Linked DNA regions of Mus musculus: region 2 is linked to region 1. A link is a loop called in an ENCODE intact Hi-C map of the cell type or tissue named here. Cell type or tissue: left cerebral cortex. All regions are shown on one strand. Links, peaks and the distances in the headings refer to the core of each region. The heading gives the core; the rest is flanking DNA.

Region 1 (5,380 bases), core at 321-5,320:
GACACATATGCACTCAATTGAACATGAAGGTTTTTGTTGCCTTTCAAGTTTTACTGACAGCTTTAGAGGAGATTATATGAATGATTTTGTAGGTTTTCTTTGAAGGTCTATGCATTATCAGGGTTCTCTAGAAAAAACAGAACTAATAGAGTGAATATGCTCACCCATGGCTGTCTTCATACTGGAAGCGGACATTCTGGCAGCTGCTCAGTATATGAGGCTAGGTGCCCCAGCACTCTCAACATGATGCTCAAGGCAGTAGAGTCATCTGAAAAGACAATGACCAGAAGAGCAATACTCAAGTTGACGAGGTTCAATCTTGCTCTACAAGAAACTGACATTTTTGTGTGGTGCTGGAGTTTGAGCTCAGGGCTATACACATACTAGGAAAATGGCCTGTCACTGAAGCACATGCCCAGCCTGAAGCAGCACTTATATATCTGACTAATGACAGGCTCGGTCCTGGAGTCAGTGCAGAACTAAACCTGTAATTGGAGTTCAAATGTTGTTAGCACAAAGGAGAAAATAGGCAATCAGGAAACCAGTATGTCTTAATCGCATACACTCCATGTCCAACTGTGTCATTTAATGCCATATAGGTAGGGAAGTCAAAGCTTATTTTGAAATGTTCAAGGTAACTGTGTTTGTTACTTAGCATATTTCTCATTTCATCCTTTCTGACTTCCTAGCAGCAACTGTTTGGATACTTTGCGTATGTAAAGGATGAATTCCTATGCAGTAGGACATATAAAAAGGTAGAGGTTGGAGGGAAAGCCATCAGTACTTTGCCATCCCCATCTTGCCATTGTCTAACCATTTTTTAAAAAAATGTATGCTTACTATTTTATTTTACTTTTAAATCATTTTATTTACATTCCAAATGTTGCCCCCCTTCCCGGTCCCCCCTCCAAGAGTTCTTCCCATCCTCACTCCCCTTTGCTTCTGAGGGGTGCTCCCCTACCCTCTTAAATCCCTCCCCCACCCTCCAACCCCTACCTCCCATGGTCCCCTCTGTTCCCCTTCCTTGGGGCATCAAGTCTCTACGGGATTAGGTACATCTTCTCCCATTGAGGCCAGACAAGCACTGCTACATAAGTACTGGGGGCCATGGATCACATTGATGGCTTAGTCCCTGGGAGTTCCTAGGGGGTCTAGTTAGTTGATATACTTGGTCTTCCTATGGGGTTGACATCCCCTTCAGCTCCTTCAATCCTCCTCCTACTCTTCCATAGGGGTCCCTGACCTCAGTCTAATGATTGTCTATAAGTATCTGAATGTGTCTCAGTTGGCTGCTGGTAGAGCCTCTCCGAGGACAGACATGCTAGGCTCCTGTCTGCAGGCAACAGTAATAATATCAAAGATTGGTGCCCGCCCATGGCATGGATCCCAAGTTGAGCCTGCCACTGGTTGGTCATTTGTTCAGTCTGTGTTTCATTTTTCCCCCTGCATTTCTTTAGATGGGAACAATTTGGGGTCAAAAAAAATGAAGATAGGTGTCATCAGTTTTTGTATAAAGAGCTACACAGAAAATACTTAAGAATGTGGAAGTCACATGGTCCCTAATGTAACACTCAGCTCTGATCTTATATCAGATACTGACATAAACAATATGTAAACAAGTACCCACAGTGTGCTCTGAGAAAACCTTTATATTTAGGGATACTAAATTTCATGTGATTTTCTTGTGGCATGAAATGTTTGTCTTTTGGTTTATTTCAGCCATCTAAAACCAACAACTAGGCAAAAACAGAGGGTGGGTCAGATTTTGCCAGACTGTAGTTGCTTGATCTGTTGCTAATTAAGTAGTGATATCTACTAAGAAGAAAACCTGAACAGGAAGGGACAATGCTCTATGATGAGAAGATGGCTGTGAAAATTAAAGCAGCCGGGGCTAGAGAGATGGCTCAGTGGTTAAGAGCACTGACTGCTCTTCTAGAGGACCTGGGTTCAATTCCCAGCACCCACCCACATGGCAGGTCAAAACCATCTGAATATCCACTTCTGGGGTATCTGACTCCCTCACACAGACATACATGCAGGCAAAACAGTAGTGCATGTAAAATAAAAATAAGTAAAATTTTAAAAGAATTAAAACAGCCACAAAGATAAGACTTTATCTTTCATGTTCTGGTTATATATTGTTTATATCTACTATATAAAGCTCTAAAAATCATACCCTTCCATTACGGGACTGAAAATGAGCTTGTGGGCAGTGCACATAATATAGTGGTATTCACTAGATGGCACTGTGGCTTCTGTTTGTACTTTTAGTAGCTCAATGATTTTTGAAGGTTTTTGTAATGATTGTATCGCTTTTCCTCCAGATATAAAATAAAGCACTTAATGAAATGTGAGGTGAAGATTAATTTTGGCTCAACTGATGAAATTTTACTGTAATAAACACCCAACTTGAGGTCTGAGGTCAACAAGTAATTGTTGAATGCTTAATTTGTAAATGGTACTGTAGCATAAGTTAAAGATATACTTTACTCCTCCATATAGATATGCTTTAAAATATTATTTCAGGGATAAGATTTGCATGTATAATATGATTATAAAGCAACAAAACATTTATAAATTGTCAAATAATGTAGAATATAATATGGAATTTGAATAAGAATAGATGAGATGAGAGCGGTTTGTTCATTGTACATTCATTGGGTGTACAGCATATAGCTCAAAGTTCAGAAGGGTACCTGATACGTTAGAAGGCAGTCATAGTCAAAGGAGCCTGAATACAGTGAAATAATGAAGCCATTCTAAGAAGATGGAGACAAACAGGATACAACAAAACATCTTGTGCTGAATCCCCAAAGCCAGCTGTAATAAAGCAGAAAGGATGAAATGGGGTTTTAACAGAAGCACATGTGCAACATTTGAGGCTTTTTGTTGATTGTGAGCTGAACGAACAAACGAACAAACAAACAAAAAACAATGCTAAGAAATCTTGCTTATTTTAAATTGAATCAATAGAAACTGACTGCTTTTTGTATTCATGCATTCCCCATCAATGAATATAACTAAGTACAGATCAAAAACACTCAGAAAAATGCATTTGTACTGAACTTGTACAGACTATTTTTTCATTATTTTCTATAGAATATGGTGAAGTAACTGTTTACATAGCATTTCTGTTTTGATTCTTTAACTTTTTAATATTTTATTTATTTTTTATTTTATTTTTACACTCCATATTCCATTCCCTGCCCCCCCATCCACCCTCCAACTGCACTACATACCACACCTCCTCCCCACCCCACCCTTCCCCCATCTCTATGTGGATGCCCCTATCCCTCACCCCACCTGACCTCTAAACTCCCTGGGGCTTCCAGTCTCTTGAGGGTTAGGTGCATCATCTCTGAATGAACACAGACCCGGCAGTCCTCCACTGTATGTGCGTTGGGGGCCTCATATCAGCTGGTGTATGCTGTCTGTTTGGTGGCCCAGTGTTTGAGAGATCTCCGGGGTCCAGATTAATTGAGACTGCTGGTTCTCCTACATGATCACCCTTCTCAGCTTCTTTCAGCCTTTCCCTAATTCAACAACAGGGGTCAGCTGCTTCTGACCATTGGTTCAGTGCAAATATCTGCATCTGACTCTTTCAGCTGCTTGTTTCATTATATTAGTTATTTTAAATAGTATGGAGATGATTTGAAATGAACAGGAAGATATCTATAGGTTATGTACAAGCAAGGAACATGAGCACCTACACATTTTGGTATCTGAAAGGAGACAGGGAGCCCTGGAATCAATCTTCCATAGATACTGAGAGGTGATTCTGTAACGCATGAAAGGGTAAACTGAAGATGTTTTCTGTTCTGCTCTGGTTAGAGAAGATCTGAAGCATAACACTAGATTGGAAGAATAATTTTGAAGAAAGATATTGACAAGCTCTAATGTGCCAAGAGGAAGGCATTCAAGAACTGGTTAAAGGAAAGTATGGAGTTTTAACCTGAAAAATGAAAATTTTGGACATATACAATATAGTATTTCCCTTTATCTGTATAGCTACCAGTGAGAAAACCAGTTGCGTGTATCAGTGAGTGAAACCCGTGAAAGAGATTTTCAGTCACAAGAAGACCCTAGCTAAGAAATGAACTTGTCGAAAATTTAGATAGTGTTTTTTAAAGATACAACGAACTCCCTTTTCTTGAAGGTATTTAAATAAAGTCAGAATGGCTGCTTCCTCTGAATGTTGTTGGGAATATTCACACATAGGAAGAATTCTCAAACATCCGGAGTCCCTCAACTGTATGATTCTAATAATATAATGCAATAACTTTTAGTTTGATAATATAATTTAATAAATTTAATTCTGATAATATAATTTAATAAATTCTATTATGGTCAAAGAAGACTGTGGAGGATGATTTTCAAAATTGAGAACTAAAGATATTTCAAATCATTGCTAAGTTCTTTAAAAAATAACTATTGAACTATAATTTAAATATTAAAATATGCCCACTTTGTTATATAATTAAATAAATCTGAGAAATATATATCCACATGAACCCACTATCACAATCTGGATTTGGAATATCTAGAAAATTCATTAGATAAAATATTTCTAATCAATCCCCAGCTCAACTCTTAGGCTCAAGTAGTGAATTATATGTTTTATATCACTATAGAATAAAATTGTCCTTCTTATAGTTTCATATTAATTATCCATCACACTATATATCAAAATGTATGCCTAGACAAGACACATTCAGGGAGTTGGTATTGTAAATCTCTTGATACTGGTATGGTTATATAGTTTTAATCATTGTGTGATAACTGGTTGTATACTGACAATGTGTGCCTTTATTTATATACACTGTATACAAATAACATTTTTCTTAAAATATTGTGGACTAGAGCTTAGGTAGCATTTAGTGGGAGATGGATTCAATATTTCACAAATATATTTGAAGAACTGTAAATGCAAATGCAAATATTCTGTCACTAGAAATTACTAAAACGAGTTTAGTGCAGAGTTCTATCAGACCTTCAAAGAAGATCTAATCCCAGTTCTTCACAAACTATTCCACAAAATAGAAACAGAAGGTACTCTACCCAACTCATTCTATGAAGCCACAATTACTCTGATACCTAAACCACAAAGACCCCTCAAAGATAGAGAACTTCAGACCAATATCCCTTATGAATATTGATGCAAAAATCCTCAATAAAGTTCTTGCTAACCGAATCCAAGAACACATCAAAACAATCATCCATCCTGACCAAGTAGGTTTCATCCCAGGGATGCAGGGATGGTTCAATATACAGAAATCCATCAACGTAATCCAGTATATAAACAAACTCAAAGACAAAACCACATGATCATCTCGTTAGATGCTGAGAAAGCATTTGACAAAATCCAACACCCATTCAGGAT
Region 2 (5,380 bases), core at 136-5,135, 170 kb after region 1:
AAGGGGGCCCTGGAATGGTGCCTCCGCAGTCTCCTTCCATCCACTGCTTTCTTTCCCCCATTCCCTCTCTAGTTCCCTAGCTCTTATTTCTTCCCTTCTATCCTTCAACTCTGAACTAGTCTTAGGTCTCCATTGCTAGAACCACTCTATGTGTCCCCAGCGGACCTCAAAATTAAATAGTTTGCTTATCCTCCACAACTTTCCCTGAGTGACCTCAGGCCAGTTGAGTTCTAGTTCTCCCGGGTAGCTCCAGTCTGCACAGCAGGGATGCACAGTGTGATCTGACCCCCTCCCGTGCTCACATTCTATGAGAAAATCCAAATAATGAACGGCTGCTTAGCCAACAACATCAGAAGTCTCTGCCACTTTTGCCAACACATGAACATAAGTTAGATTATTCAACCTTGCAAACGGCCACCAGGATGCAATTCTCCAAAGAGCCATAGTTAATGTATTTGTACAATTATCCACATGTAACCCTTACTCTTAAATACAAGGATTTAATTTAAGAGAAGTATGGATTTAATGAAGAATGTTTGATGGCCTATCTATACCAGCACCTAAAAGTCCATTTTCAAATGAAGAAAAACTTTGCTTATTGTGGCTCTGTTGTATGGAGCAAACCAAAGAAAAAATAAGACTGGGGAGGCACTGCTTAGCGCGGTGCTTCACCTAATTTCTGAAAGGCGGACTTGAGCAACAAGGAGTAGAAAGACCTGACACAGACAGCATCTCAGTCTGCATCCTAAACTCCACTGAGAGAGCAGGAACCACTGCAGGAATGACTTTAGCCACTCACGGCTTTTTATGCAGACCAGTTGCATTCCCCAAACCAAAGTCATAGAAATATTTAGTCACCAGTTTTCCAGCATACTGCCACCAGGCAAATTCTCAGTATTGTTTCCATGTGCCCAGCATCAGAAAGAATAACCATTTTCTCTTACACACACACACACACACACACACACACACACACACGGCAGTGTGGGGGGGGGGAACAGGCAGACAGGCAGACAGGCATTGAGAAGCCATTTCCTTTGCAGAATCTACTCTTAAATTGAGGGCAAAAAAAATGATAAATATTAGTTGCTAAGAAAAATCCTGTGGCGAAGCCTCTCTTCAGAAGCAAACATCATAAGCCTGATTCATAAAAAAAAAAAAATATCCCTAAGGAGCATTCCCTGTCAGGAAGCCGAAAGCCAAACATGGAGAGAAATGATTTGAAGTGTCCTTTTGCATCTCTCTCTCCAATTATCTTAGACCAACAAGCTCTCCTATTAGTTATCCTGCCTGCACTCCTGTCTTGCATCAAGCCTGGTAGAAAAGGTGACAGGGCCCTTTCTCTTAGGGCTCGGAGGGCATGGAACTAACGTGGGGGAGGGGCGGGAAGGACAAAGGTGGTCGCTTTTGAGCCTTCTTAGCTTTGTCACAGGGATCCTAGCTTCTCCCGTTCTTCTTGCACTACTAGAGCACCTGTTAGCACCAGGTTCCTCCTCCACAGAGCTTACAGGCCTGCAGGGCCTGGGTGTCCAAGGAACCCAGGCACTGCAGCCCTAAGGGGACAAAGGCCAGGATTACAAGAGGGAAGAGAGACGAAAGATGTCTGGTAAAGAATGAAAGCCTTGAGAAGACCGGGGACACAAAAATCCTAAACTAGTTGCTGGAGTTCCTAGGGTTAGGGAGAGAAACGAGCATGGGGGGGGGGGGAGATTTAAAATTCCTCTGAGGGATCGAGGGCAGCTGGGGACTCAGCAGGAAGGAGGCTGTGGGCTGCACTGAGGCTTTAGGACGAAAAGGGGCAACAGTTGATGGGTGAGAAGAAGTGATGGCACGGAGGTAAAAGCTAGACGAGGTTCAGAGGGCGCAGAGCCCCTTGCAGAGCAGTCGAGGAAGCCAAGGTGGCGGAGAAGGGGCCTCGGGGTGTACAGCGCAGGTTTTAGGGAAGAGGACAGAGATGGGGCGGAATGTTGGAAAAGAGGCTGAGAACAGAACAGTGGAGAGACTGGGGGGACTGCGAGGGGGCCTGGCCCCCGTCCGTCCCACCTCACCTGGCGCTCAGTCGGAGTCCAGGTCTAGTTGTCGAGAAAGCGCCGGCTCCGGCCGGTCCCTCTGTCCCGCGCGGGAGACCACGGACACAAAGCGGGGCGCGCGGGAGGAGGGGAGAAGGGGAGGAGGGGGAGGGGATAGAGGAGGAGACGCCAGAGGCGAGAGGGGAGGAGGGGCGCCCGTCGCCCTCCGCCTGGGTCAGAGGGCGGGGCGTACGGCTGGAGGCCGCGCTCGGCGCACCAATGGTTGTCCAGCTGGCTGGCAGGCTGGGGCGCGCCTTCGTACAGTTCACCTCCTCACCTGGGCCTCCGCTGGCCCGAGCCAATCAAACACCTTTGTTTGCATAACCGGCTCCGCCCACTCGCCCCTGCGGAGGGCCTACTAGCTGAGAATACAAAGATCTCCATATGGGTGTGATTCTATTCCTGAATCCCCCATCCCAAGGGCTCAGTATCACCTTATTTTGATGAAGGGAAATAAGTGGGACCTCCATGATCTCTTAGGAAATCGGATTTCTTACTCTCTGAAGTTCTTCTAACTGAGTTACTCTTTCCCAGGGCACACTATTCCCAACGACCGCCTCAGAGCCCTAAATTCCCCCCTCTGTCTTTCCCATTTGCCCTAAAATCTCTTAGTGGTGTTTCTCGTGGGCTGCTGCCCACTACAGGCTTCCTGCAGTACTGCATTCCTCATCTGCAAGATCTTAGCACTGCTTAGATTGATGCTCCCAAACCACCATAGCTACCACACTGTCTAGAGGGAAAAGGAAATAAGAGGTTACTGCACCAGAATATCGCGAACCTGGTCAAATGGCTTTGTTACCGACGGTGGGAGAAGTCAATGCTAAGCATACGTTGAAACTCATCATCTTTCTCCACCTTCCCTTCTCTTACCTTCAGGTCTATACTGGGCCACAATGGTGACTGACTGGCCAGCCCGTTTCAGAGCAGCCGCTGCTTGCTCGTGGGTAGCATTCCTCAGGTTGACTCCATTTACCTGTCCAAAGAGAGGAGTTGTGAGCTACCTCAAAGGCAAGAGAGAGAGAGAGAGTCCCCCCCGCCCCCATAGCAGTTATAAAGAGGATGTACAGCCTATCTCTCAGCCTATTTGGATTGGTCTTCCACAAATTCCATCCTGTCCCCACAAATTAGGCCTAAAGGATACAATACCTCTGGGGTAATAATTATTTTTGTGGGAGTCAAATGCCAATCAAAGTTAAGATCTAAAGACATTCATTTCTTCCTCCAGCATAAGTCTAGTCTTGTTCTCTTTTCCCTAAAGATATTTATAAAAACAATTTACATTTTCTTCAGGTCTCAGCCCTTCCCTCCGTCCCAAGAAACACTTTTTGGTGGACACAGGGACTCCCCTCCTCCCTTTTACCCATCCTCCCACCCGGACTTTGTCTCACCGATAAGATCCGGTCTCCCCTTCGCAACTCCCCACTTAGGTCTGCTGGGCCTCCCGCCAGGATGAAGGAAACAAAAATGCCTTCTCCATCTTCTCCTCCTACAATGTTGAAGCCCAGGCCTGTAGAACCTTTGTGCAGGATGATCTTGCGGGGCTCTCTGGAGAGAAATAAAAGAAGATAAGAAAAGGTGGAGTGGGCAGTCAGGAAAGGATGATAGGAACTGTTGATGCTGTGAGGACCAGGCCGGCACAGAACCCATACTTGCTGTAGGAAGTCAAGACTCTAAAGGGCTTCTCTAATGTGATGCCCTGTGCTTCCCCTTTGACTCCTGAAACTTGCTTGGCTGCTCTTTTATGCCAGGTGCCAAGTTTCAGTTCCTTGTCCCTCCTTCGTAAAGTCTCCTAGTCAATTTCCCAATGGGCATTCCTCAGCACTCTCAGGTCCACAAAAACGTCATCCAGAACTCTGGAGCCCAAACTTCACAGCCCACTCCCTCATTTTCTTCCCTGAGTCTTCTGTTCTAGTCAGCTCTGTGAAAGGCCCTGGACTGAAAGAGAAACCTGGTAAGGGCAGTGGAGTCACCCTGGGTTGATCTCCCTGACCATCCAAAAGCTACTCTCAACTATATGTCCCTTTCTACCTTCCCCCAACATGGCAGCCTCCACTGACCAATGGTGGTGTGGAAGAAGAAATAGATGAGGATGAGGAAATCCCAGGTCCCAAAATAGGTTAAACTTAAGAGAGGAGAATATATATATATATATATATATATATATATATATATATATATATATATATATATACATATATATATATATACACACACACACACACAGTGCCACCCGGTAAGTGGAAATTATCTGCATATGGATATCCATACAACTAGCCCGACTCCCCAGCACACTGTCCCATCCTGCCATCTTCATTTGGTACAAGCATCTTTCCTGAGAGAAAGCCCAGGTCTCAAGTGAGCCTCTTCCTTTCTTGCAGTTCCGAGTCTTGGGGTTGATGCTTCCTACCTGGCATCCCCTCCAGGCCGCAGGGAACGGAGCGGCCAGGCCCACCTCTGCGAAGCCCTCCTCCAGGCTGAAGCAGAGGCCGAGCCCAAACCCAGGGCCAAGCTTGAGCCTGAGAACTTGCGAGCCGTCTCCATGGCTCCTCTGGTTCTCCCCGGGTCAGCCTACTCTTCTGTCTCCACCACTGCTGGCCCAGCAGCCACCTAGGCCCCACCCTGCAAACCTGTCCCCCTGCAACCCTGGCCGGCCGGCCTGACCAGTTCAACGGCCCCGGCCCGCCGCCACCACCATGGGGCGGAACCCTTCCTCCTGCGGTCCCGGGCTGGCTTGGAGGCCTCTCTGACTCCCGCCAACCCCGTCAGCTAAAAGGCCTTCTTCAGCGACTATGGATGGCTGCCGAAGAGAGGATTGATACTGTCGCAGGGCAGGAAGACCCCCGCTGCCCCCACTTCCTCAGCCCCCTAGACGCTTCACCCCACCCCGGATCTGCATTTTCGGATCTGGGCCACTTGCTTGGCACTCCCCCTGACGGCGGTAATCGTCCTTGCAGCCACCTCTGTTTCTGAAGTCCGAAGGCCTCACAGAGAAGGGCCCCAGATCTTACTGCTGGGGATGATGAGGGCCTTGCCCTTTTGCCATACTACAAGAAGGCCTGTCAACAGCCAGAAAATTTATTCTCACCCCCTCTAGGTTGAAAGAACAGGAGAGTGTCTTACCTGGTAAAGTCTTCCTCAGCCAGCATGTGTCTGGGAATAGGAGAGTAACGAGTAGGGGGCACCTGAGGTGGAGCAGGGTAGGTGACCTTGCTCTCCACTGCCCCAAGATAACCCAGGCTGGAATTATGGCTTATGTGATTGTCAGCCAAGGCAGTGAAAGCTGAGGTGGAGAGAGAGAGAGAGAGAGAGAG

What was found. A loop is a pair of places that touch in the nucleus more often than their neighbours do. Peaks named below come from ENCODE experiments on the same cell type or tissue, not always from the same donor. Only the 100,000 strongest peaks of a DNase experiment are listed, where the experiment ranks them.
Region 2: it touches region 1 in a loop (2.8-fold over the local background); 19 of 42 quality-filtered maps call a loop at or near these places.

Annotation. Positions count from the first base shown.
Region 1 is chrX:100,940,696-100,946,075 of GRCm38, reverse strand. The region is part of intron 16 of Tex11 (testis expressed gene 11); the gene reads left to right. Among named protein-coding and RNA genes, the nearest start is that of Gm24577, 62 kb to the left of the region's middle. In left cerebral cortex, for the core only: a CTCF peak has its summit at 2,219 (motif pointing right); a DNase peak (open chromatin) is centred at 2,252.
Region 2 is chrX:100,774,041-100,779,420 of GRCm38, reverse strand. It overlaps Dlg3 (discs large MAGUK scaffold protein 3), which reads right to left. Exons shown (of 21, transcript NM_016747.4): 8 at 5,190-5,349; 9 at 3,458-3,614; 10 at 2,940-3,042. Among named protein-coding and RNA genes, the nearest start is that of Dlg3, 9.0 kb to the right of the region's middle. In left cerebral cortex, for the core only: CTCF peaks have their summits at 2,709, 4,801 and 5,001; DNase peaks (open chromatin) are centred at 2,351, 2,717, 3,712, 5,027 and 2 more places; H3K4me3 peaks cover 1,376 bases; H3K27ac peaks cover 949 bases.